Linked DNA regions of Homo sapiens: region 1 is linked to region 2. The links are chromatin contacts, found by Hi-C or POLR2A ChIA-PET in ENCODE. All regions are on one chromosome and are shown on one strand. The core of a region is the stretch at or near the end of the contact, and the rest is flanking DNA. Distances in the headings are between cores, read along the strand shown. Region 1 overlaps PANK2 (pantothenate kinase 2). Region 2 holds the start of AP5S1 (adaptor related protein complex 5 subunit sigma 1).

The links. Hi-C counts contacts between places; a loop is a spot of excess contacts on that map. ChIA-PET counts read pairs that join two places held with the same protein, here RNA polymerase II (POLR2A). Pooled maps may share reads with other maps.
Region 1: a loop to region 2 is called in a map of breast epithelium, with 4 times the contacts of the local background. The contact joins the enhancer-like site here to the promoter of AP5S1 in region 2. A Hi-C loop is called at or near these places in 1 of 168 maps with a recorded cell type or tissue (breast epithelium) and 2 of 50 pooled maps. POLR2A ChIA-PET finds 5 or more read pairs at or near these places in 5 of 52 experiments (AG04450, CD4-positive, alpha-beta memory T cell, MCF 10A and 2 more).

Annotation. Positions count from the first base shown.
Region 1 is chr20:3,925,198-3,930,227 of GRCh38, reverse strand. PANK2 (pantothenate kinase 2) reads right to left here. Exons shown (of 7, transcript NM_001386393.1): 7 at 341-5,030. It overlaps RNF24 (ring finger protein 24), which reads left to right. Exons shown (of 6, transcript NM_001134337.3): 6 at 1-2,917. Among named protein-coding and RNA genes, the nearest start is that of MIR103B2, 10 kb to the right of the region's middle. RefSeq lists enhancers at 385-554, 4,023-4,192. Within about 2 kb of position 2,508, at least 9 of the 41 ENCODE cell types and tissues checked have a DNase peak (open chromatin) inside an H3K27ac peak, as active enhancers do.
Region 2 is chr20:3,817,586-3,823,153 of GRCh38, reverse strand. It overlaps AP5S1 (adaptor related protein complex 5 subunit sigma 1), which reads right to left and starts at 2,607. Exons shown (of 3, transcript NM_018347.3): 1 at 2,396-2,607; 2 at 861-1,052. The coding sequence starts at 1,036. RefSeq lists enhancers at 2,224-2,563, 2,104-2,807 and a silencer at 2,804-3,083.

The DNA of each region.
Region 1 (5,030 bases), core at 1,259-3,758, 110 kb before region 2:
ATTTCTTTCTTAATGTTTTGAATAGGTAATCCATTCATGTGGTTCACAAATCATAAAGTAGTTAAAAGCCTTTCTTGAGTTCCTGATGCCTAGCAAGCTCCGCTCCTCACTCCATGAATACCTACTATTGGTTTGTTCCTTGGGTATCCTTCCAGAGATCATTTATGCATGTACACACATGTGTATGTGTGTCTATATAATTTTTCTCCTTTTCTACTCATGTGATACCAGACAAGTGTATTCAAGGAACGCTCCTACTAATGTGGGAAGAGCCATCCCAGAAATCAGAATACAAAATGTGAACCCAGAATTGGGGGATGTTTTTGCAATCACACTCCTGTTGAGTAAGACATATTTTCATTTTATTGCAACATACTGAAATTTTAGTTTTCTGTACAAATCAGAATCTGCAGTCCCTCCCTTACCCCAAATGCCCAGCTAATCCAAGAGCACAACCAGATTTTTCTGATTGACTTTCTATCTGCGACAGGATGCTCAAGATCAGGCTCTGTAGCTGACAGCAGTGGCACAGGCCTCTCCCAGCTCTGAGCAGCCTCTGCAGGTGCCTGGACAGCTGCTGGCCCCTCCCCTACCTTGGCCAGTTCCAAGTGAGGACCAGTGGTGATGTGTGGCTGCAACTGTTGTGGTCACTTAGGCAAGCTCTTGTGTCTTTGATGCAGGAGTTTGAGCAGCAGCAACTGAAGGCTTCTATTTTGTGGGGCAGACATCTTAGCTACTGAGCAAGTGCACAGTGAGTCTCATGTGGATATGCCTGAATGTCCAGCGTCAGTTCATGGAGCTACTCCCTTTCCCTCCCAACTTTTCGTTGTTGTTGAGACAGGGTCTTGTTACCCAGACTGGAGTGCAGTGGCACCATTGTAGCTCACTGCAGCCTCAACTTCCTGGACTCAAGTGATCCTCCCGCCTCAGTCTGTAGCTGCGTCTACAGGTGCACACCAGCACACCTGGCTAATTTTCGTAATTATTTTTTTGTAGAGACAGGTCTCAACTCACTATGTTGCCCAGGCTGGCCTCCTCACTCTGTGCACACACTTTGAAAAGAAAATGCTTCTGGTCGGGCGCGATGGCTCACGCCTGTAATCCCAACATCCCAGCACTTTGGGAGGCCGAGGCAGGCGGATCACCTTAGGTCAAGAGTTCAAGACCAGCCTGACCAATATGGTGAAACCCCCTCTACTAAAAATACAAAAATTTGCCGGGTGTGGTGACGCATGCCTGTAATCCCAGCCACTCAGGAGGCTGGGACAGGAGAATTGATTGAACCCGGGAGACAGAAGTTGCAGTGAGCCAAGATCCCCACTGCACTCCAGCCTGGGCAACAGAGCGAGACTCCGTCTCAAAAAAACACACAAGAAAAGAAAATGCTTCCTACAGAATTTTCCCTTTATGCCTTGTTTTCCATTTGACAACAGAAATTACCCCAACAATTTTTTTTTTTTTTTTTTTTTTTTTTTTTTTTGAGACGGAGTCTCGCTCTGTCACCCAGGCTGGAATGCAGTGGCACGATCTTGGCCCACTGCAAGCTCCGCCTCCCAGGTTCACGCCATTCTCCCGCCTCGGGAGCTGGGACAACAGGTGCCCGCCACCACGCTCGGCTAATTTTTTGTATTTTTAGTACAGACGGAGTTTCACCGTGTTAGCCAGGATGGTCTCGATCTCCTGACCTCGTGATGCACCTGCCTTGACCTCCCAAAGTGCTGGGATTACAGGCGTGAGCCACTGCGCCCGGCCAATAATTTTTTTAGTTTAAGTTCATTTTTGTCCCCGCTGATGAAAGTTAGAGCTGCTTCCTCCAGGCAGCCCTGGGAGTAGGGGCACAGACTTGTGCCTCGCTTCCCAGCAGCTGCCCAGTGCCTCTGTCCACACCCACCTCCCTGGTGTACTTGCCCCCTACAGCAGCAGCCCAGATCCTCCCCTGGATTAAAATTGCAACTGGTGCCCTAACCCAAAACTTGAGAAAAAATTCTCTATCACATCCACTCTTCTGGCATTTGTAGAATCTCTGGCCCTGGGTGTGTCTTTTCCTGTAGCTGTTACAGATTTCTTAAGCAGATTTCTTAAGCAGATGGACATGTCCAGATTCATGCCTAAATATCCAGTTGATAACTGGAAAATGCTGGTTCACGGTTCTTTAGTAAAGATTAATAAGGGATCCCCATGTGCTGGGGAGTGTGCTTCCATTTGAGTGGGGATATCAGAAGAAAAAGAGGGGCTTGTGTAGTAAACCTTACTTTGCCAATTCAGCTGTAGAGCCCAAATTGTTACAAGATGCAAAGATGTACTCCACTTTTTGACCAAGCATCAGCACCTTTGGCTTACCATCCAGTCCTTACTTCTGTGACTGTAAGGGCCCCACCAGTGTCAGCAGACTTGTTTGTGCTTTGGGGGAACTCTCTTCTCAGCTCCCTTTGCCAGTCCCAAGCCTGGTGGATCTGCATCTCACGCCCACTGCACACCGTTCCTCTCCATCTGCCCTTCCCTCCCAGGCCCCCGGTCGGGGGAGCAGGTGTGGCAAGTGTTAGGAACTCCCTTCTGGTGACAGCTGGTCTTCCTAGAGTGTTGCTGGTAACTATCGCCTCTTGGTCTTCTGACATCATTGCCAGGAACGGGGCACTTTTTCGTCTTGTAGTTTGGCCCTCGGGTTTCCTCACTAGGTATTGTGTAACTCCCTCAAAAAAAGGTTTATGAAATGCTGAACCTCAGGTTTCATAGACGTCTTTGTACACTAAAAATTCTGCAGCAGAATATTTTTAAACATTCGCAGTTTTTTGTAAGCTATATTTTTGTATATTTAATTGCTATTTTAAAATTTTAATGCATTTTGCTAATCACTCCTCAAAAATAAAACATGCATGTAATTGACTCAAACGTGTAAATAAAAGCAAATTTTGAAAAATAGTGTTGTGCATATGCCTTTGAACAGAGGGAACATCCATGTGCCACTTACGCAAGCACCTTCAGCAAGACTTGGAAACTCAAGGTGAGTAATTCTATCAGAGCTGGTAACTAGTACTGAGTGATTGTGATGGAAGCCCCTGCCCTTCCTGTGGCATAGTGTGCAAGCGGGGGTGGGGTCAGTGGTGAAGAGTGTGTCAGGCCACCACAGCCAGAGAACAGAGAATCCTGGAATGCAGAGTACAGTGGAGTCTGAAGCCCCCTGGCCTCCCTGAGCTCTGCAAACAGCTGGATACAGATAAGCAGTCTTCCACGTGAACGCCAGCACCAGGGTGACCTGAAATAGCGGATTTTTTTTTTTTTTTTTTTTTGAGACAGTCTTGCTGTCACCCAGGCTGGAGTGCAGTGCAGCAATCTCGGCTCACTGCAGCAACCTCTGCCTCCCAGGTTCAAGCAACTGTCTGCCTCAGCCTCTCGAGTACCTGGGATTACAGGCACGCACCACCATTCCCGGCTAATTATTTTTGTATTTTCAGTAGAGACGGGGTTTCACCATGTTGTCCAGGCTGGTCTTGAACTCCTGACCTCAGGTGATCCACCCGCCTTGGCCTTCCAAAGTGCTGGGATTACAGGCATGAGCCATTGCACCTGGCCAAAGTAGTGGAACTGAGCCTGTTTCCTCCACAGGCCACACCACCCTGCAAAGAGTTGCCCCCACCCCAAGCCCCTAGCTATATCCCAGGCCTGGAAATAACTAGTGTCAGGAGAAAAAACGTCCAAAGCCTTCCTGTGTGGCCGTTGCTGCTCTCCTCACCACCCCTCACTAGGACCGAGTGGCTTCCCAGCTTCCATCAAGGCCAGCCACGATCTTGCAACCAATTGTGGGCAACCTCAATTCAGATGCCTAGAGAGCTCCTCTTCTCAGTCCCCTGAGCCACAGGCCCCTGGCCAGCCTCTCCCTGAGCAGTCGTTTTCTTTGCAGCTTCCTCCGTCACTGCTCAACTCTCGGTTATTTTTCTCACCCTACCTTAGAACTCATGAAATCCCCCTTGCTTTGCCCACCTACATGCATATCATTCTCAGCTCTGTATCTCCAACCCAAATACCCAGTGCTTATTTGGAGTCTCAAAATCACGTAGTCCACAAATGAGCCCAGGTGCCCTCTTGTATCTCTCCTCCCTCCCCTGTATCCAGTCACCACTTCCCAACACAGCCCTCTAAGCATCTCTCCATTCTGGCCATCCACTTCTCCCCTCTCCATTCTGGCCACCCACCTCCCATCTTAGTTCAGGCCTTCCTTTCTCACCTGGACCACGGTCACAGCCCCCTTCATGGCCACTAGTGGAGGGCAGACTGAAAGGGACAGCTGCTAAGACAGGGAAGTGGCAATGGTAACAGCAGAGTTTATGGGCACCTCACAACCTGAAGGTGGTGAGACGGCAGTAAGCTGGGATGAGGATGTGGGCACTGCTGCACAGAGATCAACAAATGCAGAGAGAAGGCAGTGTCTCGGGGCTGGAGCTCAGAGGTAAGGGGTGGTTGAAGTGTTCCCTGGAAATCAGTCAAGGTGATGCTAATGACTGCTTGGGGAGACCCAGGACTGAGGCTGAGGACAGCCACAGCTAACTGTCAGCAGAGAATGAACCAGAACATTAGTAGCCTGGGTGGCAGGACAGGCAAGAGGGCTCTGCTGAGTGAGAACTGAGATGAGGCTGTGAAATGAATGCCAGATTCGGTGGCATGGGATTCACTGGTGGCCTATCAAGAACCCTGCTGTGAGCCGGGCGCAGGGGCTCACACCTGTATTCCCAGCACTTTGGGAGGCCAAGGCAGGCGGATCACCTGGGGTCTGGAGTTCGAGACCAGCCTGGCCATCATGGTGAAACCCCATCTCTACTAAAAATATAAAAATTAGCCAGCCATGGTGGCACATGCCTGTAGTCTCAGCTACGCAGGAGGCTAAGGCAGGAGAATTGCTTGAGCCTGGAAGGCAGAGGTTGCAGTGAGCTGAGATCGCCCCACTGCACTCCACCTGGGTGACACAGCGAGACTGTCTCAAAAACCCTGCTGTGGAGTGACAGGGTTTACTGAGCACAAGGTGGAACATGAGGGAA
Region 2 (5,568 bases), core at 1,358-3,857:
ACCAACAAGGCTTCTTAGAAGCTCCCTTTGATCTTTCCTGAATCACCTTCCAGTCTGAGCCACGCACAGGCTGGTTTTAAAGGCATGTATTTGGTTTTCTGAGCTACAGGGAGGGGAAGGAGAATAAGAAGAACAAGGGAAAGGCAGGAGTTGGCAGAAGGTTGCCCCAGAGTGGTGCTACCCCACCCAGAATGCGGAGGTCCAGGAGGCTCCAGCACCTACCAGTTCTGGCTGGGTCTGAGAGGGGAAGAGCCAAGGCTAGCCACCCTAGTCTGGAACAGTATATTCCAAACTGTGATCTGGATCCCTGGCTTTCTGGAGTCCTCATGTACCACATCCTCTCTCTTCGTTAGAAATTCATAAAGTCTACAGGCACACTAAAGGCCCTGTTAAGTACTGCACTGAAAAGCATGTTTAATCTGTACTGTCTGCCTGCCTACTCTCAAATCTTAGTTCTGCTACTTTCTAGCTATGTAACCTTGGACAGGTTAAATTCCTCAAACACTCTATACCTCAGTTTACTCATCTATAAGGTGGAGATAATAACTATACCTACCTCAAAAGACTATTATGAGGATTAAATGAGTTAATATATATAAGATGTTCAGAATATAAATGCTTAGCACTTACAGGCTGAACAAATGCTAATTATACTAATAATGATAACAGAATTATTATTTATTTAACCCTTTTCACGTAACACTTATGAAAAGCTGTGGAAGACTCTCTGGGAAATGCTACTCTAAAACTTCCTCTCTGCTTCTTAGTCCTCCTATTTCTCTGCGTCCCCACTCCCCGAAAATACCTATTACAATCAGGTACGTGTTCAATGAAGGCCTGGGGCTGGGCTGTGTGGTTACCTGGCCACAGCTAAAATCTGTTCCTTCCGGAGAAGCCTGTCCCTCTCGGCACCATGCGGCCGTGGGTCATCAGGTGACTTCTCAGCACCGAAGACGCAGGAGTACAGCACTCGGCAAAGGCCCGTGTCCTCAGTATTCGGGGCCCTCAAGGTGTGAATGAGGAAGGCGTGGACCATGGCTCCAGGGTGGGTGCTACAGGGAAGCCAGAGACATTGGTAAGGTGAGAGTGAACCCCAGCAGGAGAGGCGACCACAGGAAGGGGCTGACCTGGCAGTGTCTGGGAGTGTATCCAGAGGCCAGTGAGGCTGAACACTTTGAATAACAGCATCTGAACAACATCACATAACAGAATCCAGTGATAAAAAATCTCAGACATACATAAGCAGAATAGGCATAAACTAAAAAAAAAAAAAAAGAAAAAAGAAAAACAAACAAACAAACAAAAAAAATCTCAGACCACCCTAAACCTAGTTCTACAAAACAACAGGTATCTTCAAAAGCGTCAAGGTCATGCGGTCATGGAAAACCTGAGGAGCTGCTCCAGACCGAAGGAGACTGAAGAGACCAGATAGCTGAATGCGACGTGTACTCCTGGATCGGGTCCTGGACCAAGAAAAGGGTAATTTGGGCCAGGTGTGGTGACTCACGCCTGTAATCCCAGCACCTTGGGAGGTCTAGGTGGGCGGATCACTTGAGGTCAGGAGTTCCAGACCAGCCTGCCAACATGGTGAAACCTCATCTCTACTAAAAATAAATTAGCCGGGCATGGTGGCGCATGGTTGTAACCCCAGCTACTTGAGAGGCTGAAGCCACAGAATCGCTTGAACCCGGGAGGGGAGGCTGCAGTGAGCCGAGATCGCACCACTGCACTTCAGCCTGGGCGACAGAGGGAAACTCTTGTCTCAAAAAAAAAGAAAGAAAAACAAAAGGATAATTTCCATAAAGGGCATTATTAGGACACTAATAAAAACTTTAAAAACATTTCAATATGGACTATGGGTCAGAAAAAGTCTTGACCAATGTTACCCGATTTTGAATGCAGGAGCTCGTCCTTGTTTTTAGAAAATAAACACGGATGGGCCTCTAAATATAGAGGAAACAGGATTTCATATCTGCAACTAACTCACTTGGTCCAGGGAAGAAAAAAGGCAGAGAGAAAAACAGAGGAAATAATAAGGTAAATGGGGCAAATGAGGTTACAACTTGTGAATCTCATCCAAGTGCATACAGGAGTTACCTGAAACTGTTTCAAAATAGAAACTAAATAATAGTAATGGTTATCTGGCTGGCTCAGTGGCCGGCCCGGGGGTTGAAAGGCGGCGGGTACACAGTCAGTGGGTATCTGTAGCTAAGGCTAAACAGACCGTCAGTTTAAACTGGTAAAATAGCAGGTTCGCAAAGGCACTTCGAGAACCGGAGCCCAGCACCCAATTGCTGACCTCCGCAACCCTCCAGCCGCCAGCAGAGCGCGTCATCACTCCGCGCCGCCGCGTCCCGCCTCTACTAGAGAAATGGTAGCGGTCAAGACAGCTTACGTCACTGCCTCCGTAACCTTGAGGCGCAAGGCACTTCGGGGGTTGTAGTTTCTTACTCCGGTCAGCCAGGCCTAAATGGGGCACCCCGCCCTGAATGTGTTGCCCCTGCAGCTCCGGTCCGCTGTCGTCGAGGCGTCGCCTCAGCCTTCCGTCCGGGCCCGCGGACTGCCACCAAGCGCTCCCCTCCGTGGCAGGAGAGCAATGGCGGCTGCGCGGCCCGTGGGCGCCTGCGCACGTCGGTCGCGGGCGCGCGCGCCAGCTGACGCCGTCGGGTTGGGCGGAGCGCTCATGTCCAGCGCGGTGCTGCAGCAGCCAGGTGCTGGCGGCATATCCCGATGCTTGGACCCTCGGCGTGGGCTGGCCTTGCAGTCAAAACCCTCCGGCCCCGAGCTGCCGGCAGGGACCATGCTGGTCACTCTCGCTGCGGGCTCGAAGCGTCCCCCGCTCGTTGCCCTAGATCAGCGGAGCCCCAGGCTGCCGACCCCGGCGGCCGCGAGGGGGCGCCGCGGCTCGGAGCGCGGAGTCTGCGGAAAAGGCCGGGGCCTAGTTGTCCCCGGAGGGCGGGGCGCGTCGCCTGCGGCCTTAGGAGGCTCCGGGACGGGCGGCGGGTGGACCTAGGCCGGGCCGCGCAGCTACGGGCTGCGGCTGAGTTCTTATCTAGCCAACATGCGTGAGAATCACTGGGGCACCAGTTCAAATGTACATTCCTGGGCTGTACCCCCGGAAATTATGACTTTGGAGGGAAATATGTGTATTTAGGCACATGGGTATTTTGCGCGGATTTTAAATACAAATATGTGTATTTTGCGCAGATTCTGAATTTGTGGGTTCCTGCAGCGGTTTAATGCTGTCACTCGGTTCGGCGCAGAACGATTCGAACGCTGCTTCTGGACTCTCAGTGTGTGTCCCTGGCAGATCTGTCAATTTCATTGGGCCCCAGTAAAACCTTGTAGAGTGTCGCCCAGGGCGAACGCTTAGTAGGGCTGACCAGCAAGCCCCCTTCTTGACTGGAGGCCATCAAAACAACAGGGAAGAGGTTTATACCTTAAACCTGAAAGGGGCACTCTGGCGCTAACCCCTATAGAGCCTTACGTAAAAGCCCCAACTTGGAGGCTTGGCCCATTGGTGTTTGGGGGCCCCACAAGGCCTGCCTGGGCCTCACTGCCTGACTTGCATGTGTTCCTCCAGCCACCACCACCACTACCACCCCCACCGCGACCATGAAGCTGCACCTCCTTTACCTCTTGGCATGTGAATGGCTTCAGCCTTGTCCCCCAAATGTGCCTCGGAGCCTCCCCCACTGACTGTTCCCCCAGCCTAGAATTCCCTTTCCCGGCTTTTTTTTTTTTTTTTTTTTTTTTTGCAGCCTCGCTGCCCGCTCCCATCAGCAATGCTCCTACCTCAGCCCCCCAAGTAGCTGGGACTATAGGCAGGCAACACATCCAGCTACTTTAAATTTTTTTGTAGAGTTAGCGTCTCACTGTATTGCCCAGGCTGGTCTTGAACTCTGGGCTCAAGTGATCCTCCCGCTTCTCCCCCACAAATTGCTAGGATTACAGGCGTGAGTCTCCACGCCTGGCCTTTCCTGTCCTTTTAATTGACCTTGTAGATATATACTCAGACAAAATGGGAGGAAGCCTTCCTGCTCAGGCTGCCCGTTGGCATTCAGCTGCGGCCTTTGCACCCCTGTGAATCAGGTCTCACCAATAGTGCTGATGGCTTCCATCTCCACTCCCCAGGGCCATGCACAACACAGGACTGGAGCCGGCTTGAACACGCTCTTTGGTGACAAGAAAGGAGAACAGGGTAGGGTGGCCCAGGCAGGGATCCTAGAGCCAGCACCCCCTGAGAAAGTGCACTCTGGGCCCCTTAAGCCATAGGACCCAGGATAGGTTAGGAGGTGACTGAAGGGAAGCTGCAGGTGGCCAGGGCCTGGCCAAAGCATGTGACAACACGTAAATGTGTGTGCAGGTGTTGCGGCAAGCCCAGAGACTGTGGGGCCTCAGCTACGAGGCTGGGGAGTGATGTTGGCACAGCTCCTGGTCCCCAGTCCCTATTGCTCTCAGCCAGGGCTGGTGTCTGCCAGCTGATTACAGCAGAGAGCTAGCAAGGAGAGGGCTCTGGTTGCTGGGGGCCACCTGGCATCTGGAACACAGTTTCCCAGCCTCTGTCCACTCCTCAGGCAGTGAGTCAACACCAAGTTTCTGACCACTAGAGGGCTGGCCTCATGTGAGGTGTGTGGAGGAGACAGCTGTGGGAGGCTGGCTTGAGCTACTACTCCCAGAGGACAGTGGGAGACCCAGATGGAGGTGACAGCATGGAGGGCTTCCTCAGCCTACTGGGAGTGGGGGTTTTGCTTGATGGTTTTGCTGGAGGCTGCTTGTGGGTGTGCCCTGGGAGATCCCTTTTCCTTGGCCACTGGGCTCTCCTGGGTCCAACCCATGCTTCTGAGAGTCTGTTCTGGGTACATTGGGAATGTCTATGCCTGCTAGCTCAGACATCATCTAAAACAGCAAGCCCAGCAGTGGCTACTCATGCTGACCTCACTGCTCCATGACCCAGCAGCGCCACTCTTGATGTGTACCTGAGTGAAATAAGGGCTGTTGTTCACCAAAAGACACAAATAGAATATTCATAGTATCTTTGCTCTTTTTTTTTTTTTTTTTTTTTTTTTGAGATGGAGTCTTGCTCTTGTCACCCAGGCTGGAGTGCAGTGGCACGATCTCGGCTCACTGCAACCTTTGCCTCCTGGATTCAAGCGATTCTCCTGCCTTAGCCTCCCGAGTAGCTGGGGTTACAGGCACCTGCCACCACGTCTGTCTAATTTTTGTATTTTCATTAGAGACGGGGTTTCGCCATGTTGGCCAGGCTGGTCTCGAACTCCTGGCCTCATGAACTCCTGCCCGCCTTGGCCTCCCAAAGTGCTGGGATTACAGGCATGAGCCACCGCCCCTGGCCAGTATCTTTACTCTTAATTGTCCCAAACTGGAAACTACCCAAATATCCATCAGTTATGGAATGATGGATAAATTGTGGTATACTCGTACAGTGGAATAGTATAGGGCAATGGAAAAGAACAACTACTGATACACAACATGAGTGACTCTCACAGACACAATGTTCAGTGAAAGAAGCCAGTCACAGAAGTGTACATGCCATGTGACTCCATTAAC